Linked DNA regions of Homo sapiens: region 2 is linked to region 1. Evidence: chromatin contacts called from ENCODE Hi-C or POLR2A ChIA-PET data. All regions are on one chromosome and are shown on one strand. Each heading gives the region's core, a stretch centred on a gene start or an enhancer-like site at or near the end of the contact. The rest is flanking DNA. Distances are from core to core; before and after follow the strand shown.

Region 1 (5,546 bases), core at 867-3,366:
TAACATTACATTTTCAGATTTTCCAGCTCTCAGAATGCAGCTGCAGGTTCACAAGTCAGCAACCCATGGAGAACAGTGAGACAGCAATGCGAGAATGTCCGTGGCCTAGCTCCCCTGCCTCACAGTCCCACGGACACTTGCTGGGGGCTGGCTTCAAGGCTGAGAAGCTGCCAACCAACTTCTTCTGAGAGCCCCCTTCCGGCGAAGTGAGGCACAGGTGGTATTTATCTACTAAGCAGCACCCACATGAATACATTTAGCCGGATATGTGTTCAACTTAGGCTCAACACATCTGCATCAAATATATCTTTGGAAGACTGCCCTATTTCGGCAAGAAGGCAGGAATTTCAGTCTGGTGATCTCCCTCCCCATGATCTCCACCATGCTGGTCTCGCTGTTGTATCCTTTCTTAGTGTCTCCTGTGGCACCTGACATATAGCAGGCCTTCTATCAATATTCGTTTAACGAATAGAAAAATGAACAACATGTGCTAAATGATATACAAAGACCATTGAGCCAATCTAGTGGGAGAACAACATACAGTTATAATAGAGAGGAATTCATACAATATAAATATGTACAGTGTCAAATGAGCACAGAGGAGATGTCCAAGCTGGATTTTAACATATAAATAGGAGTTCACTAGCCATATGGAGGTAGAGATGAAGGCAGAGGAGCCGATTTATGCAAAGGTGTAAAGGCATGAAACAATCTCACATGTTCAGGCAATAAGTATAAGAGGTTCCCTACCTTAAGAACTTTGTAGTTTATAAAGTAGTTTGTTTTTTGTTTTTGTTTTTTTAAATCTTTTCATTTTTTTTCTAGAAGTGATTCATAATTACTACTAATTTATAAGGAGTCAGAGCTTTGCTTTGGGATAATTATTTGCATTCAAGGGTTGTGGAAAAAACCTGATAGTTTGTTGGAGTTCTACCTATTCCCTACCTGAGGGAACCAATAAAATTGAGAATTTTTGTTTCTTTCCTAGAGGTTGACTACTTGGAGCCATGTGAATGCTGCACAGTCTCAATATAAAGGTCTTTTAAAACCCAAGTGATAACCACTGCTAGAAAATAATAACAGCAATTGCCAGCATTGCTATGGCAGAGTACTGTTGTAAGCATTTTATGTCTATTAATTCATTTAATTTTCCTAATGGTCTCATTAGGAGGTACTAGTATTATCACCGTTTCATAGGTGAGGAAACTGACAGAGATGTAGTGATTTGATCAAGATCACAAAGCTAATAAATGGCTGAGTGAGGATTTTATTATTTTTTTTTTTTTTGAGACGGAGTCTCGCTCTGTCGCCCAGGCCAGACTGCGGACTGCAGTGGCGCAATCTCGGCTCACTGCAAGCTCCGCTTCCCGGGTTCACGCCATTCTCCTGCCTCAGCCTCCCGAGTAGCTGGGACTACAGGCGCCCGCCACCGCGCCCGGCTAATTTTTTGTATTTTTAGTAGAGACGGGGTTTCACCTTGTTAGCCAGGATGGTCTTGATCTCCTGACCTCATGATCCACCCGCCTCGGCCTCCCAAAGTGCTGGGATTACAGGCGTGAGCCACCGCGCCCGGCCTGAGTGAGGATTTTAAACTCATATATAGTTTGAAAGTTTTGCAGTATGTTTAAAGTTATCAGGCTATTTCTTTTTGTTGTTGTTTGTTTGTTTGAGCTTGTCTGCTAAGCAGAGACAAAAACAAAAAGAACTTGCTGGTTTTGGGATAACCCCTTGGCCTTGATGCCTGTCGGTTCCTGCACATTCCTGTGCTGTGGGCCTCAGGACTTTGCTGCTCTCCTCCCATCCAGTCCCAGGCTACCCCTTCTGTGACCCATCCCCACTCATGACACTCAACCAGCTTCCCTTGGATGTGAGCACATGGGCCCTCTGCATGCTAAGGTTCAGAATTAATCACTAGGGCAAGCAGGTGGAGGTGTCCAAAAATCAGACTCATGGAGGGGAGGGACAGGTGACAGAGTTTCCAGAATGTCTGTGCCTTTACAGGAGGCCCTGACTCTCTGGGGTGGTAAATGTGCTTAATACTTTCTGTTTCATCTCTCCCACACCCCTCTTACTCACCTAGGCCAGCCCTGAGGTGTCATGCTGGGTCTTAAGGATACAGTGTGCCCCTCTGAGGCCCTCCAGCCACCACTTCCTGCTGTCCTCTTTTGCCTTGCCCTCACCCACTTTATGTCACTCAGTCAGATGTTTGTCTTTTGCAATGTGAAAGGCGAAGTATGATCAAGTGATCAGGAGCAAGGATGCACTGCTCAGACATGCCTGGCTCCACTTCCTGGCCCAGCCTCATACTAGATATGTAGCCTGAGGCAAGTCCCTGACACTTTTCATTCCTGTTTCCTTATCTATCAAGTGGGGGTCATAAAACCTTCCTTACTGGGTGGCCGGGAGGATTCAGGTAAGATCATCCATAGTGCTCAATCAACACTGGCTATGAGAGACAGGCTGTGTAGGGGTTTCAGAGCGTGGGATCTGGAGTCAGACCATGGGTTTGAATCCCAACTTGGCCACATCCAACCATGTGAGCTTAAGTACATTGGTGTTTTTGTTTTTGTTCTGAGAGAGGATCTTGCTCTGTCACCCAGGCTACAGTGCAGTGGCACAATCATGGCTCACTACAGCCTCAACCTCCTGGGCTCAAACAATCCCTCCACCTTAGCCTCCCGAGTAGCTGGAACCACAGGCATGCACCACCATGCCTGGCTAAATTTTTAAAGCTTTTTGTAGAGACAGGGCCTCCCTATGTTTCCCAGGCTGGTCTCAAACTCCTGGGTTCAAGTGACCCTCCTGCCTCAGCCTCCTAAAGTGCTGGAATTACAGGCATGAGCCACTGCGCCTGGCCTAGTAAGTTTTTTATCCTCCTCTGTAAAATGGAGTTAATAACAGTATCTACATGATGGGGTTGTTGTCAAGATTTCATGCTTATAAACTTAAGAGTCAAATATTTAAATGCTAACTAGTATGTATTAGGCCTTCAATACATATTAACCACTACTGTTTATCATTATTATCATCAACAGTTAATTCATTCTAGAGTAACTCTACTGCCTATCTGTGAAAGGCCCATCTGAGCAGGGATCCTTTCCAACAAGACTTGGACTGTCCCTGCAAGCCTTTAATTGTGCTCTCACTCATATTGCCCATTAGAACTCCCCCCAGTTGAAGATTTCTTTGCTCTTCTTAGAGAACAGAGGCTTGGCTTCTCTAACGGGCAGAGTTCCACAGCAGACAAACTAGAAAAAGTCTCCTGAGGAATTTTTCTTCATTCCAAGATGAATGTTCCAGAAACATCCCCTCTCCTGATGCGTCTTGGAAGTCCTGCTCGCTGACCTGCATGGAAATGGGATCTTGATTTTAAGAGAGGTTGATTTCACAGGAGGCTGACTTGTGTGTTATTCTCATAAAGCACATGTCATCTTAATTGAAACTGTGTGAGTGGTAAACTTTGCATTGTAAATTTAGAAAAACTCCCATGGGAAGGAAATGTAGCCTTTGAAACACTGGAGGAGGCAGTGTGAGTTGTTTTATGTAACTCTGGCACGGAGAATACCTGATTTGTGCAGGCAGACTTGTTGCAGATGCTGTTAATGGTGAGATCTGTTTTGAATAGTGCATTTTCAGGTGCTTTTAAAAAAAATTCTTAATGTTACCAAGTCTTTTTGACTGTATTACTGTATTTGGCTTTTTTTTTTTTTTTTTTGAGACAAAGTCTCACTCTGTGGCCCAGGCTGGAGTACAATGGTGTGATCCTGGCTCACCGCAACCTCTGCCTTGCAGGCGCAAGCAAATCCTCCTGCCTCAGCCTCCCAAGTGGCTGGGGCTACAGGCACACACTACCACACCTGGCTAATTTTTACATTTTTTGTAGAGATAGGGTTTTGTTATGTTGCCCAGCCTGGTCTCCAACTCCTGGGCTCAAACAATCCACCCGCCTCAGCCCTCTAAAGTGCTGGGATTACAGGTGTGAGCCACCGTGCCTGGCCCAGCTTTGAGAATCATAAACTGTTTTTAGGTCATTCAATATTATTTTAAAAGCTATAGCCTTTTCTCCAGGCCATACCCCAGCTGGAACCCTGAGCACGGAATTACTTGGAGTTGTCGCTGTTTCTGAGCCTTCAAATCTACCAGGCAACCTATTGGTAAATGACTGTTCACCATAGTAATGGTAACAGCCTGAACACTAATGCCTAACATGCTCATATCATTGTAAGGAATGTAGTCTACCACTGGTGCCCCCAATCCTATACAGAGAAAAGAGTCAGGGAACATTCCCTTCCCATTGCCACTGCTCCTATGGGATGGGGCTGGGGTATCAAGGACCCTGACCCCTGTTTTGGGGTGCTGTTGAAAAAAGGGACATTGAAGCTTGGAGTAGTTTGAATGGAGCTAGCAAAGTCCCCATGCATGCTGTGCGATGCATACAGATGTGCAGGCCACCATCAGTGGAAGGTTCTCACCAGTGGAAGTGACCAGCATAGTCAGTATCACCTGGGCACATTCTTACTTACCAGCCCAGGTCCTACCTTAGGCCAATTAAATTGGAATTTAGGGCAGGGCCTATATGGTGGTTTTCAAAGCATCCCGGGATCTCACTGTGCTGGACACTGCTGGGCAGTCTCTTGATACTGACTCCTCATGTGGATCGCAGGTCAGGTATACCTGGAACCCTATGACCTCATCCATGGTCAGGCCTTATCCATTCAGGGAATCCCAGTGTCCTAGTCTGCTCCCCAGAGGCAGAGGCAGTCACTGTTCATAGCCTCTTGTGCCTTTACAGGGACATTCTGCATTATTTGCACACAAATGGGAACATTACAGCACATATTGTTTGGCATCTTGCTATTTTATTTTATTTTTTTTTTTGAGATGGAGTCTCACTCTGTCACCCAGGCTGAAGTGCAGTGGCGTGATCTCGGCTCACTGCAACCTCTGCCGCCTGGGTTCAAGCGATTCCCCTGCCTCAGCCTCCCTAGTAGCTGGGATTACAGGCGCCTGCCCCTGTGCCTGGCTAATTTTTGTAGTTTTTTTAGTAGAGGCGGAGTTTCACCATCTTGGCCAGGCTGGTCTTGAACTCCTGACCTCATGATCCACCCACCGTGGCCTCCCAAAGTGCTGGGATTACAGGCTTAAGCCACCGCGCCTGGCCTTCTACTTTATTTTTGCTTGCAAGTACAGAGTTCTCCATGGTTTCATGCAACCAGTCCACCGTTGTACCAGCTGTTTTCTTCTCACTTCTCCAGATCTGTCAGCCATCCTTTCATCCTATGCTCTCTGTCTGCAGAAGGCTGCTGTATGTGAATTGCATCATCAAATCTTTCCTCCTAGATTCCCTCTGGGTTCAGCCCCACATGAGACAGGAGGAGGGAGGAGAGTGAGGTTGGGGTATTTATTCCCTTGGCTCTCTCCTTGCAAGGACATCTTAGGTTGCTTTCTCTACTTGACCATCTCCTTCTGGATTCTAGCAATCTCTCTCTTCCCTTGACTCACTGGGCCTGGAGTATCCCCTCCATTCTCTCTAGTTCTGGCTTACT
Region 2 (5,546 bases), core at 1,121-3,620, 37 kb after region 1:
GTAAGGAGTTTATGGTCTGCTGAGTTTATGGCCATGTTGTTCCTTAACTCCCATCTGTGGTTTTGCTGATCTAGATCTTAGGAATCAAATATCTTTTGCCTCCAGGTTTGTGTTTTTTGGTTTTTTTCCTTCTGTAATTTAGGTTGTGCACCATGATGTTTAGAACAATGCATTACCCGTCAGGATGAGTGATCTGTTTCAGCCTCTCCCTCCAAACTGCCCAGGGTTAAGTATTGGATTGTACTGACTCTCTCACTCTTCCTTCCCCATGTACTGTCAAGAGGAGCTTGCCATCAGCATGGCACAGAGACAGTAAATTTGTCTCCAGAGACTGACTCTACCCCGTAAGGCCCATGCCAACCAAGGCCAGGTTGTTTGCAGGTGGCCTGCTTTGTCGAACCTTTAGTCCCCTCCAGCACAAGTGCCCCACACTGACATCCCATCAGATACAAGAATGTCAACACAAGGTTATAGAAATCCATGTAATTCACACAAAACAACACGTTAAACTTTCAACTTGCGTAAAGGATCAGATGATCCCATTGTATCCCACAATTCCATTTCCACCACTTACGGCGGCCTGAAGAGCAGGTTGTCTTTCCTGGTCTGAACTGGCCCAAGGCTACTGCCATGGCAGGACCCTTCTGCCAGCTCCATGGGGTTTGTGTTTCAGGCTCAGCTGCCCTGTGAGGTGCAGCCTGTTCTGTTACAACTTGTGTTACAACGTTGCTTAGTTCACAAATAACTGGTAAAAGGTAGAATGTTATCAGTGTGCCATGCAAGTTAGTTTGGTTCATCTGTAAGTTTTCCTAGGCAGGGGGAAGTGGAATAGTGGGAGCAGAATTGAAAACTTCAACAGGACAAACACATACACACACACTCACACACAACCCAAAACTCTCAGTAGGGTGTTGCATAGGCAGGAGCCTTTTTAGATGTGTATTAGGCAAATTTAAAATGAGACATGAGCACATGCCTCGGGCTGCCCCCAGGGGAGGTCGCTGAAGCTCCAGGACTGCAGTTGGTTGTGCTTCCTCCTGTACACCTGTAATGGCTACCCCGCTGGCTCAGAGCTCTGCCTCACCGCCCTGCCCCAGCACCTGCAAGCCAGTGTGCCACTTTTTTGATGTTGTATGTTTTTAATATTCCCTGAGACAGACTCCAGAGTTCTGAGTTTCTTACTTGGGGTGTCAAATTATATTCCAGGAACCAATTTGGGTTTTCCTGGCTTCTGGTTAAAAAGCTGGACAGATTTTGAGTTGTTTGCTCTTATTTCTCTCATAAACTGCACTATTTTGTAGAACACAAGATTTTTCAGGAAGTATACTGAAAGGCCTGTACTTAGTTGTGTGTTTTTCTTTCAGCCACACTCAGATCTTCCCCTTCTGGTATGTTCTCAGCTGGAGACACTGCTCCCCGCATTGTCCCAAAGTTTGAAAGGTGGGGGCTGAGGAGAGAAGGGGAGTAGTCAGGCAGTTTCTAGCAGTTACCTCCCCACATTGCCACCTAGAACCTCATCTGCCTCCCTCTACACCCCAAGCTCCAGGAAGGCAAAGACCAAATCTTTGGACTCCATATCCTTTGTGCCTGGAGAAAAGCTTGGACTTGGTGTTGGAATGTTACTTTGAGTTGTCTTTGACAGGTATCAGAAAGCCACATGCCCTCCCCATGGAAGCAGGACCAGAATTAGACTGCAGGACTTTAGAGACAAACCCCATGAAGCTCCAAGGGGTTCATTCTAACTCAACTGAGCAAATTAACCACTTCTCCAGTTAGATCTTCTAATAACTTTTGTTGGGTTTTTCTCCTGCAGTTAGGGAATAGCAAAGTCTTCACTACCAAAAAATAAAATAAAAAGTACAATGATGCAGTAATGTCATTTGAAAATAATAGTGAAGGAAAAAGAAGTATGTGATTGAGAAAGATGCTTATGTGAGTTATGAACATTGCTAAGGGGGCGGGAGGACCACTTAATGATTCAGTGAAATGGGAACTGTCTAGACAAGTAATTCATATAGCTCATGTTGAAGCCAGCCCTTCAGGAGTTTGCACCAGAGCCCAACCTCAGCTCTACCTACTGGAGTCTCAGGGCTTTGTTTTGCCCTGGGTTAAGCCACATCACAGTTGGCTGCCAACTTTGAACAATGAGTAGCTTACCATAAGAAGCCCAGGCCTAAGGGAATTCATCTTCTCCCTCATGCCAGTTATAGTAACGGGCAGGGAAACCTGAGTCCAGCTGCCAACAGTCATTAAATGCAGAGGACTTCTTCCCCAGGTTCAGATGGTCATGGTTACCTTGGCCAGATCCTCCCTACCCAGTTTTGCCCTGCTGTCCCTCCCAAATCCCCAGAGGCAAGGGCCAAAGTCACCGCACTGAAAATCAGAGGCTGTGCCTTTCATTACCAGCTCTGCAAAGGGCCTGCGGCAGGGGGTGGGGTGGTGGGGTGTTGTGGGAGGTCATTGAACCTGTATGCTTCTCAGTTCCTCATCTGCAAAGTAAAGGGGGTGAGCTAAAGCATTTCAGTTTTCTTCTGAGTAGAGAAGTGAGATACATTTTCAGTGTAGAATTTGTAAAACACAGAAAACTATCATGTATATGTAGTGTATTTTTAGGTATTATAAATATGTTGGATCCTGCTGCTTCTCTTAACATTATATGAAGCACTTCTCCATGCATTACAAAAATTCTGTGTAAGTTTTAATAGCTACCTAAAATTTTACAACTGCTTGCTTTGAAAAATGCCTTCCAGGTCAAACATTTTAGAATTCTTTGAGCGTGATGCAAAAAGAAAAATAAAAGGATGGATTTTTTTTTTTTTTCAAAAAAGGAAGCATTTCTGAGAGAGAGGGAGGAGGCAGGTGGAATCTTTGGATACCGAGTTGTAGGAACTGGGGGGATAATTTAATCATGTTATTATTGGAAGCAGTCCTCCATGGGTTTACTCATACTCCTACATGTCATGTTAGGTATGACCAGAATATGAGGACATGATCCCCTTTACCTGACCCATTTTTCAGGACTGTGTTTTCAGTAAGCAACATTTAGAAATGAGGGAAGGCCTACCTCCAGAATGAAGAACAGGCTTGTTTATTGCTTGCTGTGAATGCAGTGCATTCCCAAGCTCAGTATTCATCCACTGCATTGCAAACACACTGCATGTGGAATATGTCTGGACCTCTCTGCATTGCCCCTGTGGACTTGGAGACAAGGGGAACCGACTGCAAACACTGATATCCATGCTACTTGCTGTGCCATGAGTAATAAAGTCCTTTGTCTCATTATCCAAGATTCTCTGCTAGTATCCATGAAACCATGATAGATTAACTCATTAGCTTGTAAGTAAGTGGAGTAAAATCAACCCCCAGGCCAAGTAATGATTACATGTTAGTTATACAATGGTAGATGAGCAGCAAGGGCATTTCGACTTCAAGAAGCAAAGCATCTAACTTAATTTTACACAGCTAGTGGCAGAGCTAGAAATCAAACCTGGGTCTGTTGGACTCCAAATCCCACATATTTTATTGGCTGCTTTCACCATACTGTATCTTGCAGGCAGTAGGAACCATTTGATATGAAATTAATAAAGAACCTCAAATGGACTCTTCATTTTAAAAAGTGGTGGATCCTAGGTAGGTGTTAAGTCTGAAGCTACTTTCCCCAGGAAAGTTTGCCATCTGTTACCTATTTGGAGAATTTCTCTACCAAGCTACCCAACTGGTTTATTTAGATTGAATGATGAAAACATTTAAATCTGGTTGTTGTAGTGTTTCATTGGCTTTAAAAAGAATTTTTTTTCTCCAGCAGGCTCTAGTGCATAACTATTGTCGATATTTTTAAAAATGAAATGAATACAGTAGGAATCATTCTAATATCCATATTGGCAGAAGTTAGAAGCTTTTCATGCTGGAACGAAGAGGAGGTAATGAATAACCCTAGAGCTGTGTGTCGCTGCTCTACTGGGGCAAGATACATTTTATTAAAAACAGAACTTTGCCCATTGGTAGAAAGTTGTTGCATTGATAGAACACCCAATGCGCTTGCCACTAGCGCTCAGCACAGTGTCTAGTGTCTGGTAAACACTCAGTAATTGGTAGATTTTATTATGACTTGGTACTCGGTAAATGTTTTCCCAGTGAATGACAGCTGTTTGTTCATCCTTCACTTATTTTGTATTTATTGAGTGCCTACTGAAAGGACAAATCTATACTAGGCACTGAGGCTACAGCTGCAAACAAGGCAAAAGTGCCTGCCCTCATGGAGCTTATCTTTCAGAGGGGAGATTGATAATAAATGCACGGACATAGAATATCAGTGACCATAGCTGCTCTGAAGAAAAGTTGAATAGGAGAAACAGGCTGGAGAGAAAGATGGTGTGAGTGGGCTCTTCTAGATTCTGTGATCAGGGAGGTCCTTGCTTGGTTAGGACGTCTACAGAGTGACCTGAATACAGCATGGGAGCAAACAGCAGGGAGATGTGGCAATGCTGCTGCCTGGATTAGGGCAAAGCATGAGATGGACCTGAAGACAAACCAGGTTTTCTTCGTAGCCCAGCCTCATGTTCTGTTACGGACCACGGTCTCTCTACAGACCTTAACTCACCTGTAGTCTGGGGATAAACCTCATGCTTAACAACAGCAGGTAGAGTCTTTGGCATTGTGAAGGATAATTAAAAGTCTCATTATTTACCTCAGATTGCCATCAAAGAAGTAGAATCATTCTTTTTGCTTGAATGTGACAGTATTGCTATATGCTAGGCTCTTATATAAGAGGATGGGTGAGCTCACGTTTGGCGGTGTGGTCGAGTGATGTTTTGTGTGAGAGGATGGATGACCTCACGTTTGGCGGTGTGGTCGAGTGATGTTTTGTATGAGAGGATGGCTGAGCTTATGTTTGGTGATGTGATAAAGAGATGTTTTGCTGTAAGGGTCAAGGGGAGAAGTCTGAGTACAGAGCAAGATAAAGAAAATGTGGCTTCTGTCTTCAGCAGAGCCAATCAAATGGAAAGGGCACCAAATAATGGGAAACAGAGAGAACAAAGAGGAAGGGGGAAGAGAGTTGGACTGTTTGTGGCCTGTGTGTGGAACTGGTAACCAAGTTGGTCTTGAGGGACGTTTTAACAGACATTTGGTATTGGACTGAGGCAGAGTTTGGGGATGTCTCCACCAGCTTCTCTTTCTCAGATTTGGTTTAGGGGCCTGAAGAAGGAATAATAGATTCTCTCCCCTGCTACAGCTGAAGTGGGGAATAAAGGTGGGAGGATTCAGAGACTTTTCAAAGGCCAAGGTGTTCACTCTGAATTGAACACCACAGATTTTTGTTGTTGTTTTTCCTTCCTCCCAGGAAAAAGGAAAAAGATTTACTTTCACTACAAATATTTAAGGATCTGTTGAGTTCATTTTCACAAAAGAATTAAAACGTGGGAAAACCAAATTTCCCCCCTCCCACTGCTTTTGTTTTGGCTTTTGCTTAATTTTGTAACATTAATTCTTTGATCCTTCCAACCACAAATCATTTAAGTGACTTTGATTAAGTAATCACTTAACTT

Evidence for each region. A loop is a pair of places that touch in the nucleus more often than their neighbours do. ChIA-PET counts read pairs that join two places held with the same protein, here RNA polymerase II (POLR2A). Pooled maps may share reads with other maps.
Region 2: a loop to region 1 is called in a map with no recorded cell type, with 5 times the contacts of the local background. The contact joins two enhancer-like sites. A Hi-C loop is called at or near these places in 1 of 168 maps with a recorded cell type or tissue (breast epithelium), 3 of 37 single-sample maps with no recorded cell type and 3 of 50 pooled maps. POLR2A ChIA-PET finds 5 or more read pairs at or near these places in 2 of 52 experiments (HCT116 and MCF 10A).

Annotation. Positions count from the first base shown.
Region 1 is chr15:71,469,360-71,474,905 of GRCh38, forward strand. All of the region lies in intron 7 of THSD4 (thrombospondin type 1 domain containing 4), which reads left to right. Among named protein-coding and RNA genes, the nearest start is that of THSD4-AS2, 220 kb to the right of the region's middle. Within about 2 kb of position 2,117, at least 2 of the 41 ENCODE cell types and tissues checked have a DNase peak (open chromatin) inside an H3K27ac peak, as active enhancers do.
Region 2 is chr15:71,506,132-71,511,677 of GRCh38, forward strand. The region is part of intron 7 of THSD4 (thrombospondin type 1 domain containing 4); the gene reads left to right. All of the region lies in intron 2 of LOC107984716 (a long non-coding RNA gene), which reads right to left. Among named protein-coding and RNA genes, the nearest start is that of THSD4-AS2, 180 kb to the right of the region's middle. Within about 2 kb of position 2,371, at least 2 of the 41 ENCODE cell types and tissues checked have a DNase peak (open chromatin) inside an H3K27ac peak, as active enhancers do.